4 separate regions of the Homo sapiens genome follow, and regions 1, 2 and 4 are each linked to region 3. The links are chromatin loops, found by intact Hi-C in ENCODE. Cell type or tissue: HCT116. All regions are shown on one strand.

The links. A loop is a pair of places that touch in the nucleus more often than their neighbours do. Peaks named below come from ENCODE experiments on the same cell type or tissue, not always from the same donor. Only the 100,000 strongest peaks of a DNase experiment are listed, where the experiment ranks them.
Region 1: it touches region 3 in a loop (4-fold over the local background); 6 of 110 quality-filtered maps call a loop at or near these places.
Region 2: it touches region 3 in a loop (8-fold over the local background); 17 of 110 quality-filtered maps call a loop at or near these places.
Region 4: it touches region 3 in a loop (2.9-fold over the local background); 4 of 110 quality-filtered maps call a loop at or near these places.

What each region holds. Positions count from the first base shown.
Region 1 is chr10:101,012,009-101,017,008 of GRCh38, forward strand. It overlaps PDZD7 (PDZ domain containing 7), which reads right to left. Exons shown (of 17, transcript NM_001195263.2): 10 at 4,369-4,419; 11 at 3,628-3,803; 12 at 159-250; 13 at 1-8. Among named protein-coding and RNA genes, the nearest start is that of LZTS2, 15 kb to the left of the region's middle. RefSeq lists enhancers at 1,136-1,265, 2,234-2,283. In HCT116, CTCF peaks have their summits at 1,105, 1,373 and 2,460 (motif pointing left); DNase peaks (open chromatin) are centred at 1,023, 1,303 and 2,441; H3K4me3 peaks cover 511 bases; H3K27ac peaks cover 1,779 bases.
Region 2 is chr10:100,339,745-100,344,744 of GRCh38, forward strand. No RefSeq gene overlaps it. Among named protein-coding and RNA genes, the nearest start is that of SCD, 5.0 kb to the right of the region's middle. RefSeq lists an enhancer at 2,688-2,982. In HCT116, a CTCF peak has its summit at 2,796 (motif pointing right); a DNase peak (open chromatin) is centred at 2,807; H3K27ac peaks cover 758 bases.
Region 3 is chr10:100,876,002-100,881,001 of GRCh38, forward strand. No RefSeq gene overlaps it. Among named protein-coding and RNA genes, the nearest start is that of SLF2, 34 kb to the right of the region's middle. In HCT116, CTCF peaks have their summits at 2,658 (motif pointing left), 3,897 and 4,102; a DNase peak (open chromatin) is centred at 2,640.
Region 4 is chr10:100,727,118-100,732,117 of GRCh38, forward strand. No RefSeq gene overlaps it. Among named protein-coding and RNA genes, the nearest start is that of PAX2, 16 kb to the right of the region's middle. In HCT116, CTCF peaks have their summits at 2,167 and 2,500 (motif pointing left); DNase peaks (open chromatin) are centred at 2,104 and 2,534; H3K4me3 peaks cover 2,997 bases; H3K27ac peaks cover 1,808 bases.

The DNA of each region.
Region 1 (5,000 bases), 140 kb after region 3:
CCACACTCCTGGGAGAGGGCGAGAGACAGCAGGGGTGGGAGGGGCAGGCAGGATTTCAGTTCCGGAGGTGCCAGGATGCCCTTCAGCCCTCGGGAGGTTGGGGGTGGTACCAGGGATCCCCTTCCTGCCCCCAAGCCCTCTCTGCAACCTCCTCCCACCTGATGTCCTGCAGCAGTAGCAGCTTCTCCGGCCTGTCGAGGATGGCCAGCAGGGGCCTCACCAGGTCCTCTATGCCTCCCTCGTGCACATACTGCAGATAGAGGCAGCACAGGTCAGACAGCAGTGGGGGCTTCCAGAGCTGAGTGAGGGGGACACCAGGGCATGCAGGTGTTTCTTCTACGCATGTAGGGACCTATCCAGCCCTGCGTGCCTTGGGAAAGGTTCACTCCACCCCCAGCTGCCACAGGGTGGTCTGATCTTGGTGACAGGGTGGAAGCCTGCAGTAATAACAGACCTGCAATAAATGGCAACAGCATCGATAACAGCTTTGGGACAGACACTTTTCTAAGCCTTTTACATACTGTCTCTCAGCAACCACCCTGAGAAATGGCATTAATTATTCCCGTTTTACAGATGCGGAAACAGGCTCAGAGAGAAGGACTTCACTCAAAGCCACACAGATAAGGAAGTGTGAAGAGGGACTGGAACCCGGGAAGTCTAACTCTTGCCTGCTCTGGTGCCGGAAAAGGATGTGCAGGGAGTGGACTCTCCTCCCCACCCCCACATCCCAGGCAGAAGGAAGGAATTTGAGCCAAACTCTAGGCTGTGTGCCTGGCTGTCCCAGCATATGTCTGCACACAGACCTACAAATTAGGCTTTGTTCGGGGCTAGAATAGGAGCCTTGGGGAAGGGCCTCTCCAATCAGTTCCCTTGGAGGGGGGCGGGGTGGAGCCCCTTCTGCCTGGCACTGCCCGGATGCCACCAGCCACACCCCACTGACTCTGAAGACCTGAACACTGGGAGCCATCCCATTTGGACAGCACATCGCCCCCTCGTGGCAAGAGGGAGACTGAGTCAGGGACACGCACGCATAGAACACTTTCTATGGGCACAGGCACAGAGACAGAGCATGCCTTGGTGGTCAGAGTGAGTCATTCATAAATATCTGGAAATAAATACAATACAAATGATGTGTGTGGCCCCAAACCACACACAGTTACAGCGACTCACACATACACATATCAATAATACATTCCCTTTTGTCTGGAGAGACACATGTGGTGCAGAACCAGCCTCATATGTGCACACGCTTTAAGTCCATGGACTTGGATTCGGTACCTACTAAGTGCCAGGCCCTGTACTGGCCAGCAGGGGCACAATGATCCTGTCTCAGATCTTCAGGAACTGGGTCTAGTGGGAGCGAGGGGAAGATGAGTCACATACCCTGGTGAACTACAAACCATGGGCAATGGGGCACAGGGAGTCTCAGAGGAAGGTGGGAAGATCCCAGTGGGCTTCATGGAGGTGGTGGTATTTTGACTGACTCTTAGAAGATAGACGTAGGGAACAGCACAAAAGTTGGGAAGAAAGTGTTGCAAAGGTGGTGTGGAAAAACGAGTAGATAGTGGTTTAAACGTGGCCATGGGGTCCATGAAGAGCCTCCCTGCAGGGCTGCTGCACAGGCTGTGACTATATGAGTAGCGTCTCTGAGGTTGTGCAGGTTGTAACCTGTATAAACCTATGCGGCGGCCGTGGGAAAGTGGAGGTTGGTGGGTTAGGGAGTTGAATCTGGGAGGACCTCGAATGTGAGAGCCAAAGACAATGGGTCACCTCTGCCAAAGACAATGGGTCACCAGGTGGCCTGGGGAGTGTACAGCGATCAGACAGGGGTTTCTTTTCTTTCTTTTTTTTTTTTTTTTGAGATGGATTTTCGCTCTTGTTCTCAGGTTGGAGTGCAATGGCACGATCTTGGCTCACTGCAACCTCCACCTCCAGGGTTCAAGCGATTCTCCTGCCTCAGCCTACCGAGTAGCTGGGATTACAGGCGCCCACCACCATGCCCAGCTATTTTTTTTTTTTTTTGTATTTTTAGTAGAGATGGGGTTTCACCATGTTGGACAGGCTGGTCTCGAACTCCTGACTACAGGTGATCCGCTCACCTCGGCCACCCAAAGTGCTGGGATTACAGGCGTGAGCCACCGTGCCTGGCCAACCAGACAGGGGTTTCTGATTCCTGGTCTGGCAGCTGTAGAGAGATGGCTCACATGGGGAGAGAAGGGAAGCCTGGAGTTCAGGGCTACATGCCCCAGTCACTAGGAGAACTTTACTCATCACTCCAGCCAGGGCTCCATCGCAGAGGGTCTGATCTCTTGGTGTGGGGGGCTTGGGTCAGGTTTGGGTGGTGGTTGAGCTCGGCAGGTGGTATGGGGGCACAAGTGGGAGGTTTGGGCAGAGGAGAAGGGAGGGATGAGGGAAAAGGAGCCTCCAAAGAGACAGACCCAGAGCCCCACCTCGTGGCCAAAGCCTGCATTGCCGGCCCACTGGAGGCTGGTACACGCTGCCCTACTTAGCGCTGGGAGCTAAGGGTGACACTTTCTGAGTTTAGCCCAAAGCCCCTTAGCTTCCCCCAGCACACACCCCTATCTGCAGCTCTGCTGCAAACCGGGCCTTGATAACAGGATGCATAAATGACCATGTCTCAGTCTCCAGGTGACAATGCATGGACACACACACACACACACACACACGCTAGCCAGACACGTGCTTGCTCACATGCACACACACACACACAATCATGCAGTCATATCAGTACAAACCAGGTACCCCACAGACACGCCAGTGCACACACCACACAGACATACAACACAGCCCCACTTTGAGTAAGATGAAGGGTGAGGGAATCCACAAACAATTTTTCAAGACCCCCCAGCTCGCCCTCACACACAGTGTGCAGACTCCTCACAAAGAGCCCAGTGTACACACACAGGCCTTCCTGAGACAGGGACAGGAGAGGACCTGCCAGTCCTGGAGTGAGTGACCTGTGCCCCACAGCCTCCCCAACAGGTGGGCCCCAGAGACTCCTTCAAATCTGACTCTCTCTCCACCCTGGGGCGCTCTGGTTCTTTTTGAAGTGGAAGAGAACAGAGAACGACAGTTTAGGTGTTGGGGGAGGCAAAGGATTACTTACTTGGGCAACAGGGGAGAGGACCTGGCATGAAGCCAGGCTTACTGGCTGACCTAGGAGCAGAGGGTGGCATGCAGTGAAGGATGGAGGCTTGCAGAGGGCAGAGGCAGGCGACTGCAGGGACTCACTTTCCCCACGTGGCACCTGTCCGCTCCTTCTCTTCTCAGCTTAAATATCACCTCCTCTAGGAGGGCCTCCCAGCCCACACCATCTAATGTGTGTCTCCTGGGTTACCGTCTCATGTTCTTTTTCTTCAGCTCTTCATGTGACTCATCACCATGGGCGTTTAGGTTCTAGTGATTTTCTAGCTCTTCTTCCTGTGAGCTGGCAGATGTGTGTGTGTGTGTGTGTGTGTGTGTGACAGGAGTGACTTCTGATTTTACTGACCACTAGCCTCCTGGTGTCAAGCCCAGACACTGGTCAGTGGACAGTGGCCTGAATGAATGATGGGCTGGGTGACTGAAGGACCGTGTGCCAGGGCTGCGGATGGGATGAAGGCTTACCCGGGAGCAGTGGCGGGTGACAGCCAGCACCTCGTCATCAGTCAGCAGCCTCTGGGCCAGGTCCTGAATGAGGGGCCGCCGGCTCTCCCAGGCCTGAACCTGCTCATCCACATTAGGCAGCTGGCTGGAGGGACTCCCAGACCTGGCAGACAGCAGGGCCCGGCCCCTCTCCTGGTCTGCAGGGCAGGAACCATCAGGGGAGGGGAGAGGGGCTTCCCTCAGCAGGGCTGGGCCCCAGAATTGGCCAGCTGAGAGCCCAGGTACCTGGGGCAGAATCCTAGCCTAGCCTATATGCTCCCCACCATGGTAGCCCACAGCAACCTGCCCACCAATGCAGCACAAACCCCAGCCCTCAGCCCCAACATGGACCCCTATACCAGTCTGTTTCTTAATGGGGTCTTAGCCCAGTGCCCCCAGGGCCCCCTGAACATGCACTGTCATAGTAGTCTGTTGCCCAGTGGAGGCCCAGCACAGGCTCCCTCATCACCCCCAAATATATCTTTGGGAGTCCCAACACAAGCTCCTAAAATGCATCCCAATATCTGTCTGCCACCCTATCTTTCCTAGTCAGCTTAGTCCAATTCTTTTAGCTGCCCCCAATACATACCATTCTAGCTGCCTGATCCCCCATGCTTGACCCTGACTGAATTTAGTCCAGAGCCACTCAGCTGGCCCCCAGTATGCACCCTCATCTGCCGCTCTACTGTAAACTAGGCCTTGGTAAAGGGATGCATGAATTACCACGTCTCAGTCTCCAGGTGACAAACTTCTGTACCGGGCCCACGCCCCCTGCTATGAAGAAGAAAGAGGCTCAGCTGCAGGCCTTGGCCCCCAGTCTGAAAATGGGGTTCAGGAGGGCTCAGGACAAGCTGGAATGGAGAATTCAGACTGGAAGTAGGTGGGATAGGGAGGCAAGAGGCCTGGCCCTGAGGGGCTTGAAGGCAATGCTCAGGCTATGGACTTCCTTCATAGGCAATGGGGAGTCAGGACGGTTTTGGATCAAAACAGGGTGCAGTCTGAGCACTGCTTATGCAAATTCACTTGGAAGCAAATGTATGGAGGGAAGAACCTCAGGGACAGAGCTTGGAGAAGTACCTACCTTCAGGGGACAGAGGGAAAAAGAGGAGCCTTGGAAGGAGATAGAGGAGTGGCCAGAGAGGTGGGAGGAGAACCAGCAGAGGGCAGGGACTTGGGAACTGTGGGAAGAGAGATGCACTGACGGAGAGGGGCCAGGCAGCCGTAATTGGAAGGGATTGTCTCTCCCATGGTACAATCACCTTGAGACCCCAGAACATCCCACCCCAGGGCAAAGCAGGGTCCAGCTCCTCATCCTCTGGTTGTTTTGTTGATCCGACATCCACCCCCCTCTTCTG
Region 2 (5,000 bases), 540 kb before region 3:
GTGCCAGAGTTGGTGGTGAGGTCCCAGACTCAGCTGAGCCTCATAGACCTCCCTGAACTATGCGATAGGCAGCCATAGCTTTGCCAGGTGGCTCAGAGAGCCAAGCAGCTCTTGGGGATCAGAAAAAAGACATTGACACTTGGCTGGGGAAAGCAGAGGTTTGGTAAAGTGAATGTTAGAGGGAAAGAATGATGGGTTCTTGGCGTGTTCTTGGGAACAACAGGGTCCACAGCCCCCTTTGGGGTTCTCAGTGCTGTTGAGGCTGCAGGAACTGAGGTAGGGCTGAGGGGCCTGCAGTGCCTGGGGCTCCAGGCTTCGCTCCTCCATCTCCCTGGCTGGTCCTCAACTGCAGGCTTAGGAAGGATGGGATAAAGGTAGTTGGCTTTCTGGGCTGCTGCCTGAAAGGAGGACATGGGGACACCAAATATTCTGCAAGAACGTATCTGGGCCAGATGACATTGCAAATCCAGAGTCCCTTAGGACATGAGAAGGGAATAACTCTGGCCTTTAAAAGGGAATCCAGCCAACCCCGGGTGTGGGAGGAGCAGAATAACAGCATGGAAATTCACCTTGATTACATTAATTTACACCTTAGATGCTGAAGGTAAAGCTGAGGGCTAGCATGGGATTTTCCCTTTCTCTCTTGGGTAGGGAGAGATGGGGAAGAAAGGTGGAGTTGGGGGCTGGAGTAGAAAGATCAAGCTTTTAGCCGACCTGGGGAGCCTTCCAGAATGTAACTTGCCCAGAGGCCAGGCCTCCTAGGTACTAGGGTTTATGCAGCAGGGAATGTGATCACGGGGGAAGTGGTGAGTGGTGGCAGGGCAGGGGAGAAGCAGCGCCCAGCAAGTGTCCTTCTGACTTTCTGCTCAGCATGTTTGTTCTGTGGCTGGAAAGAATGAGTTACTAGACAAAACATATGAAGTACCTAGTACGCACCTAGCAGATGTTAGGTACAGACAAATCCCCATCACATCCCCCACCTCAGTGCTCCCAGGCTGGTACAACTTTTCTGAGCCTTGCAAAATACAGGTAAATATGTGGGTAAATATTAGTAGATTATCAAAGCACCTAGCACAGTGCACATAAATAGATGCTTAAATAAATAAAAATAAATTTTAAAAAAACACTAAATGACTCTGTCACCAGCCCATTCTCTTCCCCTACCCGATTCTAGGGGCACCTCTTAGGAAGGGCGCCCCTCTCTCTTCCCTGAACTCCGACCCTGTTTAATATAGTATGTTTACACTCTGCCTTCATCAGATGCTAGCCTGCCCAGTTTGCTATTGTGCTTTGTCCTGTTTCTCTTAGAAATCTGTGAGCTCCCCAGGGGTGGGAGCAGAACTTTGGCTCCATTCTCCCCCACACAGCAGAGAATTGACTTTCCGCTGGGCACAGGGGAGGCTCAGTCAACACTCTATCCCCATGTGGCTACGTTGGCTTAGAGGCACAGAATGGGAGAGAAGCAGGCTCTTGGCTGAGGAAAAGCCCTGGGCGAGCACTGAGGGAAGCTTGGCCTCAGACATAGCCAGCTGCCCTCTGGACCTCGCAGCCCTGCTGTGCCCAGCTCAGCTGCTGTGTCAGTGCAAAGCCAGGGTGACATCAGCTGTGGGAGAGGTTACTGTCAGGCAAAGGGAAGGCCAGGAGAGAGATGGCTGGCTGGGGCACGAGGCTAGAAGGACTCAGGAAACAGTTCCCTTGTAGGGGAAGCAGCAGCTTGGGAGGGGCAGTTGGGAGGAGAGAAGCAAAAGGGGTGAAGGGCCAGGAATGGCCAGGGCCTGCCTGTTCCTTTCACCTACAGCAGGGAGAGAGGCATGGGTTCAGAACTCTGGAAGAGAGTGTGACCTTCCTGGGAGCACTCTTAGCAACTGCAGGAAGCAAATGGGGATTTACCTCTCTACGACCAGGAAGGCAACACAGGAGCCGGGCACGGTGGCTCATGCCTGTAATCCCAACACTTTGGGGGGCTGAGGCGGGTAGATCACGAGGTCAGGAGTTCGAGACTGGCCTGGCCAGTATGGTGAAACCCCATCTCTACTAAAAATACAAAAGTTAGCCAGGAGGGGTGGCATGCACCTGTAATCCCAGCTACTTGGGAGGCTGAGGCAGGAGAATTGCTTGATTCTGGGAGGCAGAAGTTGCAGTGAGCCAAGACTGTACCACTGCACTCCAACCTGACAACAGAGCAAGACTCCGTCTCAAAAAGAAAAAAAAGAAAGAAAGAAAGAAAAAACGCGGGGGCAAGCTGCTCTTCTCTCTTTACTTTGGCTCAGAAGCTGAGTCAGGGCAAGAGAGACTTTCCCTTCAGCTTGTTTATTTGTTGTTGGAGGCCCTAGGCCTGTGTTTGCTTTTCCTCTCCATGTGTTCATCCTAGATGGCTTGCTCAGAATGGGGTAGCCTTCCAGGCTGGGGAAAGATCCCCTATGGGCCTCCAGAGGAGGGAGGGAGTAGTCTGTGGCCTGGGAAAAGGCATCTTTGTAAGGTCAGACCACTGCAGAAATCTCTGGCCCTGGTCCTGGTCCTAAGACATTTGTCCCCAGGCCTCATCTGCTGGGACTGTCAGTACCCATCTCACACATTCTGCCCTGAGACATAAACTGCTTCCAGTCACACGCACTATCTGATCTGAGGACGTACCCCAGGGCCCCAGGGATAGGTAACAATAAGTTGGTGGAGGCCCGTCCGCCAGTATGCATACCTGTGTGTGCAGACATTCCCGTGTGTGAGCACACACAGAAAGGGCTGGAGTGAGAGGAAGATCATGGCTCTGTGGATAGTGTGGAGAGACAGATGTCTGCCAACAGAGGGAGGTGTGGGGCTAGTGCACTGGCCTCTTCTCTACCGGGGAAAGACGTGCTACACCATCTATCCAGCCTGGGGCCCAGGAGGAGCCATATTCAAGGGTCCTCGTTCATAGTATATCAGGTCAGTCTTTTCCTCCTCTAGGTCTCTGAACTTGCCAACTGCCCTTCTCCACACTCACCCTTAATGGTCCCTTCGGATTTAGCACCGTCTCCTCCGGGAAGTCTTCTCTCGTTCTCTGGAGCTGGTCTGGAGTGTACCTTTCCTCTGGAGCCTATAGCTCAATCATCTAGAGTTATAAAGATACAGTGGCTGACGCCTGTAATCACAGCACTTTCGGAGGACAAGGCAGGTGGATCACTTGAGGTCAGGAGTTTGAGACCAGCCTGGCCAACATGGCAAAATCTCATCTCTACTAAAAATACAAAAATTAGCCGGGTGTGGTGGTGCACGCCTGTAATCCCAGCTCCTTGGGAGCTTGAGGTAGGAGAATTGCTTGAACCCCAGAGGTGGAGGTTGCAGTGAGCTGAGATCGTGCCACTGCACTCCAGCTTGGGCAACAGAGCAAGACTCCACCCCCACCCCCCAGGTTCAAGCGATTGTCCTGCCTCAGCCTGCCTCAGCCTCCCAAGCAGCTAGGATTATAGGTGCCCGCCACCACCCTGGGCTAATTTTTTGTATTTTTAGTAGAGACGGGGTTTCACCATGTTGCCCAGGCTGATCTGGAACTCCTGACCGCAGGCGATCTACCCGCCTCGGCCTCCCAAAAGTGCTAGCATTACAAGCGTGAGCCACCATGCCCAGTCTTTAGTTTTTTTTTTTTTTTATACTTTTCTTATTGAGATATAATTTATATACCATAGAATTCATCCATTTAAATCATACAATTTAATGGCTTTTAGTATATTCACAGGTTGTGCATCCATCACAATCCATTTTAGAACAGTTTTATTACTCCAAAAATAAACCCTGCATTCCTTAGCCATCACCCCCCAACATCCTCCATCCTCCTTCCAAGCCCTGGGCAACCACCAATCTACTTTCTGTCTCTATAAATTTGCCAATTCTGGACATTTCATATAAATGGAAGCAAACAACATGTGAGACTTTGTGACTGGCTGCTTTCACTTAGCATTCTATTTTTAAGGCTCATTATGTTACAGTACTTAGCAGTACTTCATTCTTTTTTATTCTCAAATGGTATTCCACTGTGTGGGTATCCCATATCATATTATTAGAGACAGGTTCTCACTCTGTCACCCAGGCTGGAGTGCAGTGGCACAATCATAGCTCACTGTAACCTCAAACTCCTGGGCTCAAGTGATCCTACTACCTCAGCCTCCAGAGTAGCTAGGACTACAGGCACACACAGCCATACCTGGCTAATTTTTTTTTTTAATTTTCATTTTATGTATTCATTTTCTTTCTTTTTTGTTGTTGTTGTTTTGAGATAGGGTCTCACTTTGTTACCCAGGCTGGAGGGCAGTGGCATGGTGACAGCTGAGCAGCCTTGACTTCCTGGGCTCAAGTGATCCTCCTGCCTCAGCCTCCCAAGTAGCTGGGACTACAAACACGTGTCACCATGCCTGGCTGATATTTTTTTTCTTGAAACAGGGTATCACTCTGTTGCCCAGGCTGGAGTACAGTGGCGTAATAATAGCTCACTGCAGCCTCCCCTCCTGGGCTCAAGCAATCCGCTGGCCTCAGCATCCTGAGTAGCTGGGACTACAGGCTTGTGCCACCAGGCCCAGCTAAGTTTTAAAAAATGATTTTTGGTATAGAGGAGGTCTTGCTATGTTGCTCAGGCTGTATTTTTATTGTTGAGACAAGGTCTCACTATGTTGCCATGATCCCCCCACCTCCACTTCCCAAAGTGCTCATCTTATCTGTTCATTAGTCAGTTGACAGACATTTAGGTTGTTTCCACTTTTTGACCATTATGAATAATACTCCAGTGAATATTCATGTATACATTTGTGTGGGCATATGTTTTCATTTCTGTTGGGTTTATATCTAGGAGTGGAATTGCTGGATCCCGGGTAATATTTTGACAGGCAGAGTTCAGGGGAAGAAAAACTTGGGAAAATGAAGCATGTTTAGAAATCAGCAAGAGTGCAGGGGTTTTTCGGAGTTTTATTTTATATTCTGTTGACAAATGTGCAGTTTGATGAAGATACAAGTTATACTAAGTGAGAAGTGAG
Region 3 (5,000 bases):
TAGACGTCTACACTTGGGGTCCTTAAGGGAGCTGGGGGTGGGGAATGTGGACAGCAGGGGGCCCAGTGAGGCCTGAATTTAGCTCTTCCATGTGGAGGGCCAGCTCCCTTCTTGGCAGTGTGTATGCTGTGCGGTGTTTGCACCTTCAGGTTCAGGACAGAATTTGTGTTTCATGCCAGATGTTGAATGGTGTTATTATAGTTATTAGCAATTATGTTTTATCATAAAACCACTTTTCCTTTAAGTATGTGGGTAAAAAAATTCAGCTCTTCTTGGAGTTCTATCCAGTCTATTCCTCTTGGAGATGACTTCAAGTTTTATAATACAAGTCCATAGGCAAATGGGATTCAAGCCCTGGACATTCGCAGGAGTCCCTCTTGGAAACTTAACCATTTCAAGCAGAGAGAAGCCGCTACACTGCTGGGGTCCAGACGGCTGTCCTATGCAGGGAGGTTGCGCTCCAAAGGTACTGCACAGTGTCAGTGCTCCCTCCCTATACCCCTCACCTGTCCCCTCCCCCAACCTTCAACCTCACCAATGCAGTCACTGGGGATCCTGACCCAAGGATGCCTCCCCCTTCTCCATGCCCCCACCCCCATCCCACCCGTGCCCCCACCACAATGTCTACGAGGGAGACCGGCTCCTCTTGGGGCCTTCAAGCTTTTGTTAGGGTTATGTGAGCCACTAGTGACAAGGGCCCTGAAACCCAACTCGACCAAACTCATAAAAGGGGTCACTGTCTCTTTAATTAAAGTTCCCTGTTTGGAGGTTAAAGACAAACCCGTTTGATGGTGCAGGTGTGTAGAGTGGGGGTGGGGGAGAAGGGTGGAAGCGGCTAGAGGAAAACAGAATTCTATCCTTAGAGGGAAGTAGGGAGGGGCCTCACCAGGGGCAGGCTGGCCGAGCGATGGAAAGTCTGATGGGGGTCCCTGAGGGTCCCCAGTGTGGCAAGGGTCACAAGGGGGAGAAATCAGGCAAGAACCGGGAATCCCAGGGCCAGTGCAGCGAGCTCTGACTCCCCTGCGGGCATGCACATGCTCCTGGCCCATGCACACACTACCTGCCCTCCATGATGCCCGACTGACCACTCCCCTTGCCCACTCTTCCATCCCTCCCTTTTCCATCCCAAAAGTTCTCCAATAAAAGAGGACCCAGGGCCTAATACCATCTCCCCACAGAAGCAACTTCATCACAGTTTAACATAAAAAGATCAGCTGGTATCGACCCGTAATTTGGACCCATGCCACGCTATTGGCAGGAAGACAGAATAAGTTAGGGTGGCCATGTTTCAAAAATTCTCTGTGTGCACTCAATCACGGCCCAGGGAAGGCGGGTGGGTGCGTAATAACCCAGCCGCGCTCTCCATTTCCCCTGTAGATCAATGCTAATACCAGGAGGCCCCGGAAGATGGATGGAACCGACAGGAACCTTGAAATCCCGACACGGGGGCTGGTGCCTCAACCGATAAAGGATTTCTTCACTGCTACTGGGGCAGGGACACTGAAACCTTAGGGGCCATGGGAAGACAGTCTGATTGGGGACAAAGAGATGAGGAGAGGGAGCAGCCTCTTCTTTATGCTCACTGACACCCTTAGTCACTCACGTGGCCACTGACCGATGCTCGCTCCAGAGTCACTGACAGGCACGCCAACCGCGGCACACACCATCGCTCACACTGTACCCAGCCAAAAGCACCAACGCCTCCCCAAAGACACCTCGACTCCCTGCAGTCCCACAAATGGGTCCCTGTACACACGTGTACACATGCATGTACACAAACTCAAACCTCAACACCAGAATGAATCAAGGTATCTGACACAGGCACACTTACCTAGGGAGATACAGACACATCCAACCATTGACATTACACCCCGTCCCCGTGAAGCAAAAAGAGATGTGCATCTACATGCATATGTACTTCTCTGTCTCTCCCTCCTTCCTTTCCATGCCTTCCTTCTTCCCATTTCCTTGTGATTCTGTTTGGAAACTTGCAGGCTGATGGTCAGTCAGGGAACTTTCCAGGACCCATTGGATGTAAATCACTAACACAAAAGTACACCAGGCACACAGTCCTGGTCAACCAGACTCCCAGATGGGTGCACACACATGCTGCAAAGTGGGAGTCCTGGGTTCCAGGAACAGCTCAACATGGACTTGCTGTGTGGCCTTGGACAAGCCATTTCCTCTCTCTCTCTGGGCCTCTGTTTCCTCATCTATAAAACAACAGGTTGAACTGGGAGATTTCGAAGGGCCCTTTCAGGTCTGAATTTCTCTGTCTATTGTGGCAGACACAAATTCCTGCCAAGAGTTGCACACAAACGCAGGCAGCCCTGAGCACTCACACTGGCTGTGGTGGCCTGAAGCCACACCCACAAGGACACACAGGGGAACACAGGCACACAGGGCTCTTCCCAGCAAGGGTGCCTGCAATAGGGGCAGCAGCTCCCATCCTTCCCAGAGCTGGAAGTCAAGGAGCCTCAGAACCCACTCTTCTGGGAGCAAAGAACTGGGGACAAAGTAGAGAGATGGAGCATTGTTGTGAGTTTGAGTGGGGGACAGAGGGGGCCTTTCAGGCTGCTGTCTGATTTCCTTCCTTTTGAGCTCAGTCCCAGGACTGGAGCCATTTCCACAGCCTCGAGCTGACATCTTGTGGCCATCTCCAATGATTGCAGGCTTCACAAGGAGACACTCAGTCCCCTGCAGAGAAGCATAGCCCTGCCCAACCCAGAAAGTCGTTGGCAGAACACTGCTTCCCATCCCTGATGCCCTGTCCTATGCCCAGCTGCCAGGAAAGGCACAGGGGCTGACTTGTTCCTCCAGCGCGGACAGGTAGAATACAGGGGGCTACCTTGGGAAAAGCTTCAGGGTTACTGGGTGACAAAAGGGACTGGAAAAAAAATGGATGCTTAAGGGAGCTGCAGCCTGTGGTAGAAATGTAGTCCCACATTCCCACAGCCTCAGTCTAAGGTAAGGAAACATGGCCCAGGCCCAGGGGACTGCAGTCTAGGGAGGCGACACAGCCTTTCCCCAGGGATCTCCAGGTGAAGGAAGAGACTCAGCCCTGGCCTCCTGGAAGCCCAGTCTGATGGGAGGCATTTGGCCCTCCTCACAGACAGCCTTAGCTTTAGGGGAAGAGGGGAAGGGGAGAGACATGGCTCTGCCCTAATGGATCTTCTCATCTTAAGGAGAGAAAAACCTCAGCCCACAGCAGTGACCTCAGTCCTATCCGAGGAGTATGGAATTTGGGGGCTTGGAAGCCCCCAGCTATCTCAGCTTCCCATGCCAAGCCCTAATCTGGTAGTCTGAAAGGAACATGATTTCCATGCCTGCATCAGCAGCCTGGGGCTGGGCAGAGGGTTGGAGCAGAAGTTTTGGGGAAGTGGGCCATCCAGAGCCAGCCCCATTGATTCTGGAGAGACCTACTGGGCAGGGGTGGGGGGTGCATGGCAGGGGAGGACCACACTTTGCAGATCCTCCCAGAGGAAGCCATGATGGAAGTCCCTGGACAACCCTGGGCCAGTTCCTCCTACTAGCCAGAGCCTCCTGCCACCTCTGGAGCCAGGTCTTAGGACCCTGGAGATGACAAGTCACACACAAGGCAGAGGCCAGGGGTTCCCAACCTGGAACCAGGGAACCCTGGAGGTGCTGGGTTGATGAGTTTGTTATAAATTAGAGACTCGTTAAGAGAAGGTGAGAAGGGCTCAGTAACAGCTTTCGGGGTCCATCTTTTCGATTTCTTGTTCGGTTTGTTTATTGCTATTGTTCCTGTCTCATAAGCTTATTGCAAAACCAGTAAAAATGATCTATTCCGAAAGGGAAGTTGCTCTTTTGACTGGAAGCTGCCTCTTGGTCCTGGACCCCACCCCTCCCCCTCCTGGTGGCTGCAGCCTAGCCTGGTTGACCAGCTGTCTCCTGCCGCGGGGTCAGCAGAGGGTGCCAGATTCCTGCTCACTAGAAACTGTGTCCACCTGCCATGTAGCCACCCTGGGCTGGCCTCAGGCCTCCAACCTGGTCCCATCACCCCGATGACCGCTGCACCCCAGCCGTCCAGCTCACCTCTGATAGACACACCAGGGCTGTTATGGGGGAACAGGAGGCCAGGATAGGATCCAAGGACAGTCACTGGAGTCTTAAGTTTTGGGCGTGATTTTGGCTCAGTTTCCCCTCTGCGCCTCAGTGAGTGTTTGCCTTTAGCATGGGCTTCCCTGCCATGAGGTAGCCCTAAGGGCTAATGATTGAACAAAGAGGCCTCCAAGGTTCCCAAGAATCAGAAGTCCTGGTTTTGACCTTGAAGGCAGAACAGAGACCCCTGGCCCTTTGCACATCCAGGAACCTAGTTACAGTTGGGGGCCAGGGGTTCAGGAATCCCAATCCCGAATGAGTTGGCTCTCACCCCATCCCTGTTCTGCAAATAACATTAGTTCCGTTTAGTGACTGTAATATTCCTGAGACACTGCAGATTTCTCTGGGCTACTAACTTGGTTTCAGAGTCTTTCAGATGATTATTGTGGGGAGTACAGGGTTGAGGGGGATCAAGAAAAAGCCAACAGACTCCTTCACTGATTCATACAGAATTTCAGAGCGTCAGAGCCTGAAGAGACTTCTTTTTTTTCCCCCCTGAGATGGAGTTTAGCTCTTGTCGCCCAGGCTGGAGTGCAATGTGCAATCTCGACCCACTGCAACCTCTGCCCCCCAGAATAGCTGGGATTACAGATGCCCACCACCATGCCTGGCTAATTTTTTTTTTTTTTTTTTAGATCGTGCCTCGTTCTGTCGCCCAGGCCACGTCTGGCTAATTTTTATATTTTTAGTAGAGACGGGGTTTCACCATCTTGCCCAGGCTTATCTTAAACTCCTGACCTCGTGATCCACCCTCCTCAGCCTCCCAAAGTGCTGGGATTACAGGTGTGAGCCACCATGCCTGGCCGCGAAGGGACTTCTGAGATCACTCTGTGAAACCCCTTCCTGCCTCAATACAGAATCAGGGTCAGAGACCTGAA
Region 4 (5,000 bases), 150 kb before region 3:
ATGTGCCAGGAATATAAAAACTTACTTAACCTGACCAACAATTTTTTTTTTTTTTTTTTGGCTGGAGTGCAGTGGCGGGATCTCGGCTCACTGCAAGCTCCGCCTCCCGGGTTCATGCCATTCTCCTGCCTCAGCCTCCCAAGTAGCTGGGACTACAGGCGCCCGCCACTACGCCCGGCTAATTTTTTGTATTTTTAGTAGAGACGGGGTTTCACCGTTTTAGCCGGGATGGTCTCGATCTCCTGACCTCGTGATTCGCCCGCCTCGGCCTCCCAAAGTGCTGGGATTACAGGCGTGAGCCACCACGCCCGGCCAACAATTCTATAAAGCAGAAATTCTTGTCCCCATTTTACAGACGTGAACACTTAGGCAGAGTGAGTTCAAGGGATTTGCCCAAGGTCACATAGCTGGTACATTTCAGATCTGAGAAAGGTGGAGTCCACCTCCAGACTGCTGACTCCATCTTCTACCCTTGGGTGCTGCTTTCTCAGATGTCTTGGGATTAGTGAGAAGTTATCATCTTCTATAGTGTGCATTGTTCTATGAGACTGCCCGGTAAAGGGTGCATGAGGTTGGGAGAAAAACCCATTTGTCAAGTGAGACAGGACATGTGGGTTTCCACTTCACAACCACTACAGGTGAGGATTTGCAAGGGAAGAGAGTTGGAGGGTACAGGGGAGGAATCAGAATTGAGATGAAATTCACCCAGAAACCTAGGTTGACCTTAATTTAGCATCTCACCCTGCAACACACATACACACACACAAAATCTGTGACCATCTTGTTTCTGCCTCTCTCATCTAATGCTTCTGTATCCCTTAGACTTTTTTGAGGCCTCACATCTTCTTTTGCAGACCACTCACTCAGTCTCTGATGCTCTCTCTACCTACAGCTCATTGTCCATAGAGTCCCCTCCAAATCAGATCTTTTCATTCCTCTGTTGAAAAAATCTCCCAGGCAAGGCATAGTGGGTCACTCCTGTAATCTCTGCTTTGGGAGGCCAAGGTGAGAGAATTGCTTGCCTTCAGGAGTTCAAAGCCAGCCTGGGCAACATAGCAAGACCTCATCTCTACAAAACATTAAAAAATTAGCCAGGTGTGGTGGCATGTACCTGTAGTTCTAACTACCCGGGAGGCTGAGGTGGGAGGGTTGCTTGAGCCTGGAAGGTTGGGGATGCGAGGAGCTGTGATAGTGCCACTGCACTTGGCCTGGGTGACAAAGTGAGACCCTGTCTCAAAAACAAAAACAAAACAAAGCAAGCAAACAAACAAAAAATCTCTCAATTGCATCCATGACCTAAAGGAGAAAAGCAAATCCTTAGCAAAAGTTCTCCTTGCTCTAGGCCTTGCCAACCTCCCAGCCTTATTTCCCTTACTTGACCCATATATTGGCTTCACAGAATCCTTTTTGCTTCCCCAGCTAGGTAGGCTGTTGCCCCCTCCCCATGCCTTTATCTTGATGCTCCTTCTGCCTAGGAATATTTCACCTGCTTAGCTCCTGCATTTAGTGGACATCTACTGATCTTGCAAAACCCCATTCCCTTTATGAAGTGTTCCCTGACACTCCCAATTACCTTTCTCTGTATCCCAGTCACCTTTATCTTGACACTTTCCTGGAATTTATTGGTTGATAGCTCTCTCTCTTTCTCTTTGCAACCAGGTAATGTCTTCCTTGAAAACAAGGCCAGTGTGTGATTTACCTCTCTAGCCCCATTGTCCCAGTCCAGGTTTACTGACTGACTGGTGCCCTGATTCTTTGAGTCAGCCCAGCTCAGTCTCTGCCTTCCTACTTCCAAAGAATTCTGGTCTAGGCATCAGTTGCATTCTGTCTCCGTGCAGAAGTAGGAACTGATTGAGCTGCCAGTCTCCTTCCTGGAGGTTTTTCTGTTTTGTTTTGTTTGTTTTTCCACTCGTCTAGTCCAGCTCTGCAGCTGACCCACCAGCCAATGCCAGAGGAGGGGACAGGAGGAGAGAGGAGGAGCAGAGTGGGTTGGACCAGGTCGACCCAGAAGTCTCAAAAGGCTGGAAAATTTCAGGGCGTTTGTCATCCCAGGGCCGCCTAGTGGGCAGGGAAGTCTTCCACTCTGTGATCTCGGTCTCACTCATACCGGAGCCTGCAGCGGCCCTGTTGCGGTCTCAGTCTTCAGCCCGACATCATGGGGGCGCCAAAGCACAGGGGCTCAAAATGGTGAGGCCGGGGAACCGGGCGCTCCCATCTCTGTCTACGTAGATACCTAGTCAAACCGAAGGGGGAAGCTTCCTAGCATCCTTAAGCCCTCCTTTCCATCCGGTCTGCATTTCCACTTTTCATTGCAATCTGCTTCTCTTCTGCACCGCCCCCTCTCCTCCCCCACCCTTCTCCCGTCCCTTTTCCTCCCCACCCCACCCCTGCCCCCGCTTCTTTCTCCTCTTCTTTCTTCCTCTCTACCCTCTGGCCTGGGGACACCGGTGCTGGAGAAGACCCTGGGAACGGGCAGAATCTGAGCCGCGTCTCTGAGTCGCAGTGGGAAGGCGGCTCAGGAAATGCGCCCTCCGCTGGCGCTGGGTCGCGGTTCTGGCTGCGTTACTTTTTCCTTGCATCTGTGGCCCGGCGCGCCAGCCTGGACACTAGATCCGCAAGAAGGGAGTTTTCCCAGGGCCGGCTGAAGAATGAGAAGTCCGAGCTGCGGGGACGTTGGGGGTCTGTGCTTAGCGGCCACAGCCTGCCCACCACGGGTTCCCGCCACCCCGCCTCCCCACCTCCCTTCGCGCCAGGGCTGAAAGTCCCAGGCGCCCAATGCGTGCCCAAGAACGAGCCGTGAACCTTTTATCTACCCGTCCCCTTCCCCGCCATGGACCCAGGACGACACCCCACACCCAGACACCACTCTTTCCAGGGGCAGATGCTCCGGCGCGCCCCGCGCCCTGAAGTTCAACTTGGAATCCAGGTCCGCGCGGGACCCCGCCTAGCGCCCCAAGCGCACAGGCTGAGCGCCCCGCCCTGGCCTCCTGGGCCTGCGGCCTCAGCGCGAGAGCCCTGGCCCCCTTCCCGCCGCGGGTCGCGGTCGGGAAAGCGCGCCCTGCAAGGGGGTTTTGTAGATAAACAAAAGCGTTTGCTCTTCTGGTTTTCTTTTATTTTCTTTATTCGCCTGTCCCTTCCTTCTTAATCTCCCTCTTCGCTCTTGTTTCTTTAACTTATTTCCCTTCCTCATTTTCCCTTTCTTTTCGTTCGCTTTTCCTTGTCACTCTCCTTCTTGTTCTCTTCTGTCTCTTTCTGTATCTCCCTCTTCCATTTTGGCCCCTTCTCTGCCTCTGGGTTTCCCTTTCCCGGGCCCCTCACTCTTCCTGGGCTAGGATTGCGCCGTCTCCCTGCATCATTTTTCCTGGCTCCGCTGCCTCTTTCTCACTTTTTCGTTCTCCCGGCGGCCACCGTCTGGCGGGCTTGGGTCCGGCTCCCCCGCCGCCGCAGTGATTTATTCGCTTCACCCGGCGGAATCAGGTGCTGAACCGAGCCCCGGAACGAGAGAACAGATTTCTCCCAGGAAAGGTTTTGTGAACTAAACGATGCTAATTACGGGGTGGGGGATGCGTCGCCCGGGAAGGGGAGGCGCGCGGGGCCGAGCGCGGCCTGGGAGGGGAGAGACCGGGGCTGGCCGAGGCCCTCCCGGGGCGCCTCCCCTGCACCTCTCGCCCTGGCTTTCGCCTTTCCCTGGGAACTTTCCCGTCTGAGTTAACTATTAACCACCGGCGAGAGGCAATTTTCTTCGGAATTTCAGCGATTTCCTTTTCGCAGTGGACTCAGATTAGCACGCAAACAGTGAGATGCTCGGCTTGAGTCTACGCGCGGGCGAAGATGCCTCTGTCGCCTCAAACAGTGTCCTTCGCGACGGCGGAAAACTACAGCCCGCCCCCGCTCCCGTGCCTGCTCAGGAAGCCGTGACCAAGCCAGTGCCCGCCGGTGCCCGGAGTGAAGGTGGAAAAAGCCGAGTGCTCCTGCTCGGGGGCGGGGTTGAGAGGGGGAGATTAATCCGGGCAAGCCAAGGGGACCTTAGACTTGCAGCCAGGGCCGCCACCCGAGGAGCCCGCATGCAGGGACGCGCCTGAAGGCTTAGTCAAACCCGGGGAAATGCCCTCCCCCGCCTGCAGAATCCCCACGCCGTCTCTTACTTCCTCCCTCTTTGCCACTGGCGAGCTTACACGTGCACACACACACACCCCTCTCTGTCTGTGACCGCAACAAACTTTGTGAAACTTGAACCGCTGGGTGCAAAGTTCACGCCCTTTTCTCCTTTCCTCTCTTGCCTGGGCCGGCTCCTCCTGGAGCAGGGAGGGAAGAAGTTCTTGGCCTCCAGACCTGGGAGAGGAGTTTCCGAAAGTCAGGGCCTCGCCTCGCTGTGACATTAGACCCTTGCCACCCACCAGACCGATGGACACTAAACACTTTCCTTGTCGGAAGGCGCTAGTAGTTGCAGCGGCCAGGCTTGGCAGGGCCCTGGTCGACCACCCCACCACTGCCCTGGCCGGACTTTCCCAGGGCGTTGGTCTCCTGGTCCCTATTAAGTCGGGGCTGTCCTGGGCTTGGAGCCCAGGTTCAGGGCTGTCAGCCCCTTGCCAGCTGTCTGAGCTCTCTGCCTTTCTAGTTTATTTTCCCCCAGCTCTTGCCCTGGGTTAGCTCTCTCCCAGCCCTCCACTCTGTCTCTGTCTCCGACTCCATCTCTGGCAGGGCTGCCACTGTCTCTCTGTCTCTCTGTCTCTCCCTGTCTCTCTGTCTCTGTCTCTCTTGTTTGTTTCAAGGCGCGGACACTGATTGTGCCTTATGAAGTTCTAACTGGTTTTGTGTCAGGAAGATCTTTCTCGCCGCTACCCAGCCTGGCGTGACGGATTAAACATCAACTAGTTAAATAAAAATTAATATCAACTGCCTCCTAACTTCTAATGTCATGTTGTTTATAACTAATGAACTGATTAGGGGATAAACATATCACGAAGACATTCCACTCTCCTGCCTCGGCTCCGCTGCCG